Regions from separate parts of the Homo sapiens genome. Here all the other regions are linked to region 3. A link is a contact called in ENCODE Hi-C or POLR2A ChIA-PET data. All regions are on one chromosome and are shown on one strand. Each heading gives the region's core, a stretch centred on a gene start or an enhancer-like site at or near the end of the contact. The rest is flanking DNA. Distances are from core to core; before and after follow the strand shown.

What was found. A loop is a pair of places that touch in the nucleus more often than their neighbours do. ChIA-PET counts read pairs that join two places held with the same protein, here RNA polymerase II (POLR2A). Pooled maps may share reads with other maps.
Region 1: a map of CD4-positive, alpha-beta T cell shows a loop between it and region 3 (23-fold over the local background). The contact joins the promoter of NAPA-AS1 here to the promoter of IRF2BP1 in region 3. A Hi-C loop is called at or near these places in 3 of 168 maps with a recorded cell type or tissue (CD4-positive, alpha-beta T cell, CD4-positive, alpha-beta memory T cell and naive thymus-derived CD4-positive, alpha-beta T cell), 9 of 37 single-sample maps with no recorded cell type and 14 of 50 pooled maps.
Region 2: a loop to region 3 is called in a pooled map, with 4 times the contacts of the local background. The contact joins the enhancer-like site here to the promoter of IRF2BP1 in region 3. A Hi-C loop is called at or near these places in 1 of 50 pooled maps. POLR2A ChIA-PET finds 5 or more read pairs at or near these places in 2 of 52 experiments (A673 and activated CD4-positive, alpha-beta T cell).

What each region holds. Positions count from the first base shown.
Region 1 is chr19:47,482,854-47,485,686 of GRCh38, forward strand. NAPA-AS1 (NAPA antisense RNA 1) reads left to right here and starts at 1,429. Exons shown (of 4, transcript NR_038452.1): 1 at 1,429-1,671. It overlaps KPTN (kaptin, actin binding protein), which reads right to left and starts at 1,366. Exons shown (of 12, transcript NM_007059.4): 1 at 1,082-1,366; 2 at 649-731; 3 at 442-526; 4 at 308-362. The coding sequence starts at 1,307. It also overlaps a transcript of NAPA not described here. RefSeq lists enhancers at 1,291-1,580, 1,611-1,740.
Region 2 is chr19:46,953,654-46,956,447 of GRCh38, forward strand. The region is part of intron 3 of ARHGAP35 (Rho GTPase activating protein 35); the gene reads left to right. Among named protein-coding and RNA genes, the nearest start is that of NPAS1, 65 kb to the right of the region's middle. Within about 2 kb of position 1,523, at least 9 of the 41 ENCODE cell types and tissues checked have a DNase peak (open chromatin) inside an H3K27ac peak, as active enhancers do.
Region 3 is chr19:45,884,396-45,887,551 of GRCh38, forward strand. It overlaps IRF2BP1 (interferon regulatory factor 2 binding protein 1), which reads right to left and starts at 1,746. Exons shown (of 1, transcript NM_015649.3): 1 at 1-1,746. The coding sequence starts at 1,379. RefSeq lists silencers at 1,001-1,240, 1,281-1,760 and enhancers at 1,921-2,070, 2,221-2,460, 2,521-2,570.

The sequences.
Region 1 (2,833 bases), core at 179-2,678, 1.6 Mb after region 3:
ACACCACCATGCCCAGCTAATTTTTGTATTTTTAGTAGAGACGGGGTTTCGCCATGTTGGCCAGGCTGGTCTCAAACTCCTGACCTCAGGTGATCCGTCTGCCTCAGCCTCTCAAAGTGCTGGGATTACAGGTGTGAGCCACCGTGCCCGGCTGGCATTTTAGTTTTCAATCCCTAATCTAGTACAACCTCTTTATTTTCCAGAAGGGGAAACAGACTACAGGGGTCTGTAAGTAAAGAAGGGGTTCGAGAAGCCAGGGTTTCTACATTTACAGTGGAGTGGGCGTCGATGCGCAGGGGACACTCACTCCGCATGGCACAGCTGGAACGGAGTGAACTGGAGCTCCAGGTTCAGGCAGCTCTCTGTAGGCAGGGCACAGGCAGGTTAGCATGGGGGACCTGCTGGGGACTCTCTCCCTCCTCCCGTCCACGCCTCACTCACGGGCAATAGAGTCAAGGTTGTACTCAGAGCCGGGCTCGTAGTCGCAGTAAATGTTCAGGAAGGGGCTGCCCTTGTCCCCTGAATCCTGGCGGAGGACACGGGGTTCAGGGGAGGGCAGGGGTGGCAGGAGGGATCCGGGGCGGCTCAGTGGAACTCACCATGTGTGTAAGGAGGAGGGCGAAGGGAGGTGGAGGGGGCTCTAGGTACCTTGATGAACGTGATCCCCACAACCAGACCCCGCTTGGGGGGTGACTTGTTGAAAGTGTCGATGGAGACAATCTCCGCATCCACTGGGAGGGGAGAGTTCTAAGTTCAGTGTCAGGCAGACTCATGCTTCCAATCTCCCCAACATGGTGAGCTCTGGCTACCGCAATGATCATGCCCTCTGGTCTGAGTCCTGACCACCATCACCTGATCTCTGTTCCCTGGGTACTAGGGATCCTGACCTGTAAGTCTGAAGAATCCTGAAACCCTAGGCTCATCCGGGCCCCAACTATGCCTGCCCGCTGATCCCAGTGACCCCCTTAAAACCACCTGATCCCATTCTTCCAGCACGGTGACCCGGCTCAGACAGAGCCTCAGAAGCCTTCTCAACACCACGTTCCAGGCCCCCGCCCCCCAGCACCATAGCGCCACCCACCGGGAATGTAGTTGAACTGCAGCTCCTTGGCCACTGGCCGGATTTTCTGTCGGAGGTCTTGGTAGCGGAAGCCGAGCACCTTGCCTTTAAGGGTGGCGGCCAGCAGCTCCCCGCGCCCGCCGGCGCCGCCTGCCAGCCCGTACACATTGCTCTGCGACGAGAAGCGCGTGAAGCTGTCCTCGCGCAACGGACAAGGCCCCGCGGCCACGGCCGCCTCCCCCATCATGCCCCTCAGTTAAGCACCCTCTCCGCAGCCCCCGCCCCAACCCGCACTACCCAACCTACGACTCTCTAAGCGACCTGAACCGCCGGGTGCCCGGCCGTTGCGCGGGCTGATGACGTACGGAAGCTGCCGGCGTTGCCCTCTCCCAAGATGGCGGCCAGGTCGCCTGCTCGGGCCTCCCAGGCGACTTTGCCCCACTGCGCCCGCGCTCTCTTCTCCTTTCCATTTCTGGACCAAGGGGCTGCCATAAGGAGTCTGTGACTAGAGATGGGAGGTGGTGGCCACGGCCTCTCGCTGTATGCTGTGTGGAAGGTCGAATCATCATCATCATAAAACTTAATATTGCCCTTATGTGCCAGGAACTACTGTAAGTGCATTCCATCTAATACTTTATTAAAAATTCGCAAGGGGGTGGAGGTAGGTACTTAAATCCATTTTAGAGATGAAGGAATTGAGGCACAGAGGGGTAAAGTAACTTGCCTAAGATCACACAGCTAGTAACGAGCGGTCAGTACTGGAAACCAAACAAGGTAACTCCACAGTTCACTATTTTTTTTTTTTTTTTTTTTGAGACGGAGTCTTGCTCTGTCACCCTGGAGTGCAGTGGTGCGATCTCGGCTCACTGCAACCTCTGCCTCCTGGGTTCAAGCGATTCTCCTGCCTCAGCCTCCCAGCAGCTGGGATTACAGGCGCCACCACACCTGGCTAGTTTTTCTATTTTTAGTAGAGATGGGGTTTCGCCATGTTGCCCAGGCTGGTCTGGACCTCCTGACCTCAGGTGATCCGCCCACCTCGGCCTCCCAAAGTGCTAGGATTATAGGCGTGAGCCCCCTTGCCCGGCCTATAGTTCATAATCTTAACAGTATCACCTTTAAAATAATTAATACATTCTTCTTGCCCCCAAGGAAAAATGATCCAGCTATAATAACCACCTCCTTTATCGAACACCTACTTGGTGACAGTCATGCTGGCTCTGATAATCTGATTCCTTACAACTGTTCTGCAAGGGCCTACTGTTACCCTCCCTGCCGGTTCACTTATTCAGGATTCATTGAGCTTTTACTATGTGCCCGGACGTCCTTTGCAAATCTGTCTCACTAATCTTTGCAAGAAAGAAACCTCTACAAAGAGGTTTATTATCCCAGTTTAGAGAGAATCAAATGGAGGCTCAGAAAGAGTAAGTCCACTGACTGATATGCTAGCAAGTGGTGGGGACAGGATGTAAACCAGGTGTTTCCGACTCTGGGGCCTTCAGGGGTTCCTGTCTGTGCTGCTTTGTCCCTAGAAGGCCATGGAGGTTTGGGTACTATGTGCACATCTGTGTATCATTTCCAGAAGACATGGGTTGGCCAGCTGTCCTGGACACCTCGAGCACACACAGACTGCAAGCTCCATGAAGGCAGCAGGCTGATCTCCCTTGATCACGGCCTTATCGCCTGTACCTGGAACACAAGGCCTGACACAAAGCAGGCATTCAGAAAATATGTGTCAAAAATCACAAACTATGTGCTGAGCATGTAAGAGACAGC
Region 2 (2,794 bases), core at 273-2,772, 1.1 Mb after region 3:
ATACCCAGTCCCCCATATTGCCGGCATGGGTTCAACCAAACCCCTCCTTCATACTTGAAAGGGTAGAGTAGCACACTCCAGTGTGGGGGCAGCCCAGGTTGGAGCCCAGCTGGAAGAATTCAGCACAGTAAGCAGACGGGTCACTTCCCGTCCAACCCTGTCTTTCCAAGCCCATCTTCCTTCACACTGGACTCCTTAGCACCTTCACACGGTGTCGTGCCTCTGCGTCGTTGTTAAACACTGTTCCTGCTGCCTAATATGTTGTTTCCTCTCCCATCTAACACATTCCCATCCTTTCCGAAGCCTTCACACTCTAGACATGCCTCGATTATAGTAGCTGTCCCCTTGTGTTAGGGATACTGTTTCTGTCTGTCACTCCTTAGAAGAAGAGACAGGAGGGAGCTTGCTCTCCTCCCTCTGCCATGTGAGGACACGAGAAGGCAGCTGTCTGTATGTAAGCCAGCAGGAGGGCCCTGCCAGAAACCAAATAGGCTGGCCCCTCGATCTTGGACTTCCCAGCCCTCAGAACCATGAGAAAAAGAGAGCTATTGTTGAAGCCACCCAGTCTGTGGTATTTTGTTATGGCAACCCAAGCAGCTAAGACAGATGGCAAGGTGACCAACTCAGGCATCAGAACACCTGAGAGCCTTAAGGCAGGGGCCCCTTCTTTCCTGATTCATGTGTCCCCATGGGACCTGGCTCTCCAGAGTCCTCCATCAGGGATCTTTGTGTCCACATGACCAGAACACAGCAATTGGGTCAGCAGAAATGGGAATTGAGGCAACTGAAAGTCAGAAGGGCTGAGACAGGTGGACGAAGACGTGGACAAATGCCACTTGAGAGCCGTGGTCTGAAGAGATGAGCTCACGCCTTTGTGTAGTGCCCGGCTCCCAGGTGGTTTACTGTTTGAAATGTAAGCTGACTGGGTATCAGACAACTGAATCCCACTTTTTCAAACAAAGATGGTGCAAGGCCTTGTGATTTCACCCCAGTTTGCGTTCTTTCACTCTTGGCTGGCATCCTTTGGCTATTTAAATTCGTAGCCTCCCAACAGTTTTTAAAAAACAAACAAACTCACACAATTTATCTTTTCATGTAAGCTGCAATTTGGTTGAAACAAGACCTTTCTAGTACATAGTCCAAAGCTCCTGATAACTGAAACTACAATCAGTGTTTCTGTTCTGTGATCTGTTTTTTGTTTTAAAAGCCACAACAGAAAACCTTTTCTTCTGTTACGGCTGTCAGGAGCCGTTTGGGCTTAATCAATAATGAGGTGTTTCACTTCCTGGGGCTGGGCTATCTGTGGAGAGCACTTACTTCTCCGTAACCCATGAAGCCAGTGAAGGACCCTGAATCTGGGTAAATTCAAAATTCTTCTGAGCCTTGGATAGTCTTAGGCATAGTTCTGGCAGGGTCTGACTTGAAAAAGTAGGTTGTGTATTTATTATTGTCGTTTCAATATCACTAACACGAGGTGAAGAAGAAGAAGAAGGCAAAAGACCCAGCCTGAGCAGAACTCAATGTAACAGTCCTTGATTCTAAGCCGCCCCCGTCCATGTGATACAACTCCTAGCGGGGGAGGGATAGTGGGGCATTATATTAAGTATAGGTATTAATGATAAGTTCGTCTAGTTTGGAAAACTTTTAAATGGGCAGAGATGAACATAATCAGATGGCAAGGATGTGGTAGTAGCTGTTTGAATAACAATAATGATGAGGATAGCTAACATTGATAAGCATTATTTCATGTCACCCTCTCCGTGACAGACAGAGCCTGAGAGGAGTCGCCATTGCCCCCACACAGCCAGCCTTTCAGCAGCCTTCTTGGCAGCAGCTATGTCAGACCAACAGTACCTTCCTAATTTTAGCCTCACAAAATTCATTTATGTTTCATATATACCTTATTCACATAGCATGAAGGTAATTTCATACGATGTTTTTTGTTTTGTTTTGTGACAGGGTTTCTTTCCATCACCCGGGCTGGAGTGCAGTATTTCATACTTCCTGTATTTGTGGCAGGAAGCTTTATGCTTTATCATCAGAGTGATCTTTGAAGGGAAGGACTTACTCAGCATTTAAATAACACAAGCTAGATTACAGAGCAACCCTTTAAACCATTTAAGAAAAAAATGATTTCCTTTTTAAAAAATGGTAATTGCTGTATGATTGTCAAATTTTTCCTCTTGAAAGTATTTTTTAAGTAAAAATGAGCCTGCATACTACACCCATGTATGACCATCATATAACAAGACAGGGTAAATGCAGGTCACGCATCCCTAATCTGAAATCCAAAATGCCCCAAATCTGAACATTTTTCAGCACCAACATGATTCCCCACCTGACCCCATGTGGTCACAGTCAAAACTTTGTTTCATGCACGAGGCCAGGGCACAGTGGCTCATGCCTGTAATCTCAACACTTAGAGAGACCAGTGCGGGCAGATCACTTGAGCCCAGGAGTTTGAGACCAGCATGGGCAAGATGGAGAAACGCCATCTCTACTAAAAATACAAAAATTAGCCACGTGTGGTGGCGTGCACCTGTAGTCCCAGCTACTTGGGAGGCTAAGGTGAGAGAATCACTTGAGCCTGGGAGGCAGAGGCCACAGTAAGCTGAGATTGCACCATTGCACTGCAACCTGGGTGATAGAGCAAGACCCTGTCTCAAAAAAAAAATTTATGAAATTACCTTCTATGCTGTGTGTATAAGGTATATGTGAAACATAATAAATTTTGTGTTTAGGTTTGGGTCCCATCCCCAAGATATCTTTTTTTTTTTTTTTTTGGAGAGGGAGT
Region 3 (3,156 bases), core at 496-2,995:
GCCGTGGAGGAGGCTGCAGGGCTGGCGCCCCCTGCACGCACAGGCCCCCCGCCTCCGCCAGGGTCCTTGGGTGAGTGGCCCAGGGCTTCGGCCACATTCTTCAGGGCGGCAATGGGCGAGGGCACACCAGGGGTCTCAGCGGAGTACGGGCCGCCGGGTGCCACCCAGTGCCGTTGCTGCTGCTCCTCGGTGGTCATCTTCCCAGCCGCCTCGCCCTCCGGCTCGGGGGATGCCTTGCGACGGCGCGGCGTGGGCGCCAGGTTCCGGGATGGGGCTCGCGGGGGTGGGCCACAGAGAGCCGCAGGGGCCGGCTCTGGGTACTGCTGGGGCAGGGCCTCCGCGGGAGCTGGCTCGCGGAAGCTGCGGACGCCGTCGGTAAGCAGCTCGCCCAGCTGCCGCCATTCTCCTGATCCATGCCGGCGTTCATATTCGAGGTACTTGAAGCCCGAAGAAGCCAGTGCCTTGCCCGGCTCCCGCAGAGCATCGTGGAACATCTGGCGAGCCACTGCCAGGACGCCGGCGTACACATTGCCGGAACCACAGGGGTATTCGGTGAAGAGCTTCAGCTCGAACTCGTATCCTGGAGGACGGGCAGTAGCATCGAAGGCGAACACTCGCCCCACCAGCCCGTGATCCTTCTTGAAGCGCACATTGAACGGGGCGCAGGCGGACAGCGCCAGTAGCTGTTCCCGCACTGCTTTGGGGCGCCCGTGCCATTCCTCTGCCCGGCCTCGCATGGCCTCGTTCAGTTCTGCCAGACAGTCCGCATTCCTCTGCTGCTTCTCTTTCTCGAAATCGGAGCCGAAGAGGGGACGGGCAGGACTCAAGCCGGGTGCCAGCGTCAGGCCTCGGCTTCCCAGGCCAGACACTGCAGCTGCCAGCAGCCCAGGGGGCATCAAGCCAGGCATGGAGCCAAGCAAGGCCCTTCGCGCCCCCTCAGCCACGGCCTCCTCACGGCCCAGCCCATTGGCCAGGCGGGACCCCAGAGTGTACTCCAGGGCGGGCGAGGGCAGGGGGAGGCGGCCTGATGATGTGGCCCTGTCATAGCGGTCCTGGCCCGACACGCCGCCGCCGGTCCCTGACGGCTGGGGCTGGGCCTGCGGGGGCGGCAGCTGGGGCCCCTGTGCGGCTGCCGCCGCCAGGTCCTTGGTGGCCGGGTGCTTAAGGGCCGGGGGCCCGGGCGAGCGGCCCTCGGGGAGCACGTGGCTGCGCTTGAGCTGGCGGGCGGCATCGATGAGCAGTTCGATGCGGTCCGCGCCCTCGAAGTTCACGCAGCCGCGACACACGGCCTCGCTGAAGTCCCACACCATGGCCCACGGCATCTTGGGCAGGTCGCACAGGTAGCACCACTGGCGGCGGGACGCCTGCACAGACGCCATGGCCCCAGTCCGCGCGCCGCCCAGCTCCCGCGTTCCACCGGCCGCCGACGTGCGATCCGCGCCGCCAACGTTCGATCCGCGTCCCGGGGACAGCGCGAGCCACGGTCCGGCCTCCGGCTCGGCCTCCCCGCCGGATCCAGGCCCGGCCCCCCTTCCCCGCCCCCTGGGCCCTAAGCCTTTCTGCTCACTCCCGCCTCCCTCGCGAAGGCAGGCTGAGGCACGTCGGCGCCCCCGCCCGGTCCGGGCTCCGAGCCGAGGCGCACAGCTCGGGCCCCACGATGGGCCGCGAGCGCCGCCGCCTCGGGCTCCCGCCGCTCTCGCCGCCGCCGCTGCAACGGCCGCCGCCGCCTCCACCTCCTTCTTCTGCCCCAGAGGCCGCTTCGCAGGGAAAGTTACATAACACGCCTGCAAAGCCTTCTGGGAAACGTAGTCCCGCCGGGGCCGGCTCTTAAAGGGAACGGCGGGCAGACGCGGGCTGGGGGGGTTGTCGCCTCTGCCGGCGCAAACCTTACAACCTTCTCCGTGGGGCCGGAGTTCAGCGCGCCGCAAGATGCTGGGACACAAAGGTGGTAGGCGAGGATGCAATACAAATGATCAGAGCTACTCCGGATTCAGAAATTGTGGGGGTGGGTGGACAGGCTTCCGGGCTTCCAACTTCTGCTCGGATTTGCTGTGCAGCTTTAGGCAAAATGTCTTGCCCTCTCTGAACCTCAGTTTCCCCGCCCAGCAAAGGTGGGCCAATGACGGATTAGGAAAGTAGCAGCTTCTGGGGCGGGGCGGAGAAGCCCTGATTGGCTTCAGAGCAGGGACGGGAAGCTGGCAACTAGGTGGGGGTGGGGGTGGCCACCTGGCACTTCGTCCTCCCCCCGGAATCCTAGATATATGCTTCTGGGGCCCGCCACAGCCAGAGAAGGGAGAGGACTAAGGGCTTCCGAGCCAGAGCCTTGTCTCAGTTGTTTCTCTGCTAAAAGAGTGGGGCGACTGGCCGCCCTCTAACCCTGTCCCAGCTCTGCCCGCGCGCTCTGGTCTCTAAAGGGTTACACCATCGGGGGCTCGGCGTCCCCCACCCGCTTCACTACAATTCCCAAAATGCACTGCGGGTCGGACATAGTGACGCACTTCCGCCCTCTGGGAGGTTTGGGGAGGCCTTCCAGATTCACGCTACTTTCCCGGCTACCCCCCGCCCCCCCACTTTTCTGGGGGCTCTTTACGTGCATTCGGAGCGTGGCGTTTGGGGGACCCTTATCTTCTGTTGCTCCCCAGTTTGAGGGAAGAGTAAGGGGTTAAGAAGTGACGGGCAAGAGGAGGGAGTTGCTGGGGAAGGGCAAACACCAGACCAACCTTTCCCCAACCTTGAGCGCTCACTACCTGGAAGGCCCAATCAGGCTGTGAGGACCCTTCTTCTTTCCCAGGCATTGGGAACTGGACGAGGCTGTCTTTGGGGAAGGGCGGAGGCGGGTCTCCAGGTTCCAACCCACAACAGCCCCTTTCTCTAGGCCTGGGTCCGTGTTAGGTGCTCAAAAATATTTGAATGACGTACCAGTTGGCCCTGGTTTTGTCTAGTGAGGGGCTGCTTGTCCCTTCTCCTCCCGTCCCACTGGAACCGCAGCAGCTCTGATTCTGTTACCCAGACCTCACAATTTTAAAATGGTTTCACAATTTTGTCTACTACCTGTATTTGAACACTTTTCTCCCTTAAAAAAAAGATTTATCAGGCTGAAGTGGGAGGATTGCTTGAGCCTGGAGATAACAGGCTACAGTGAACCATGATTGCGTC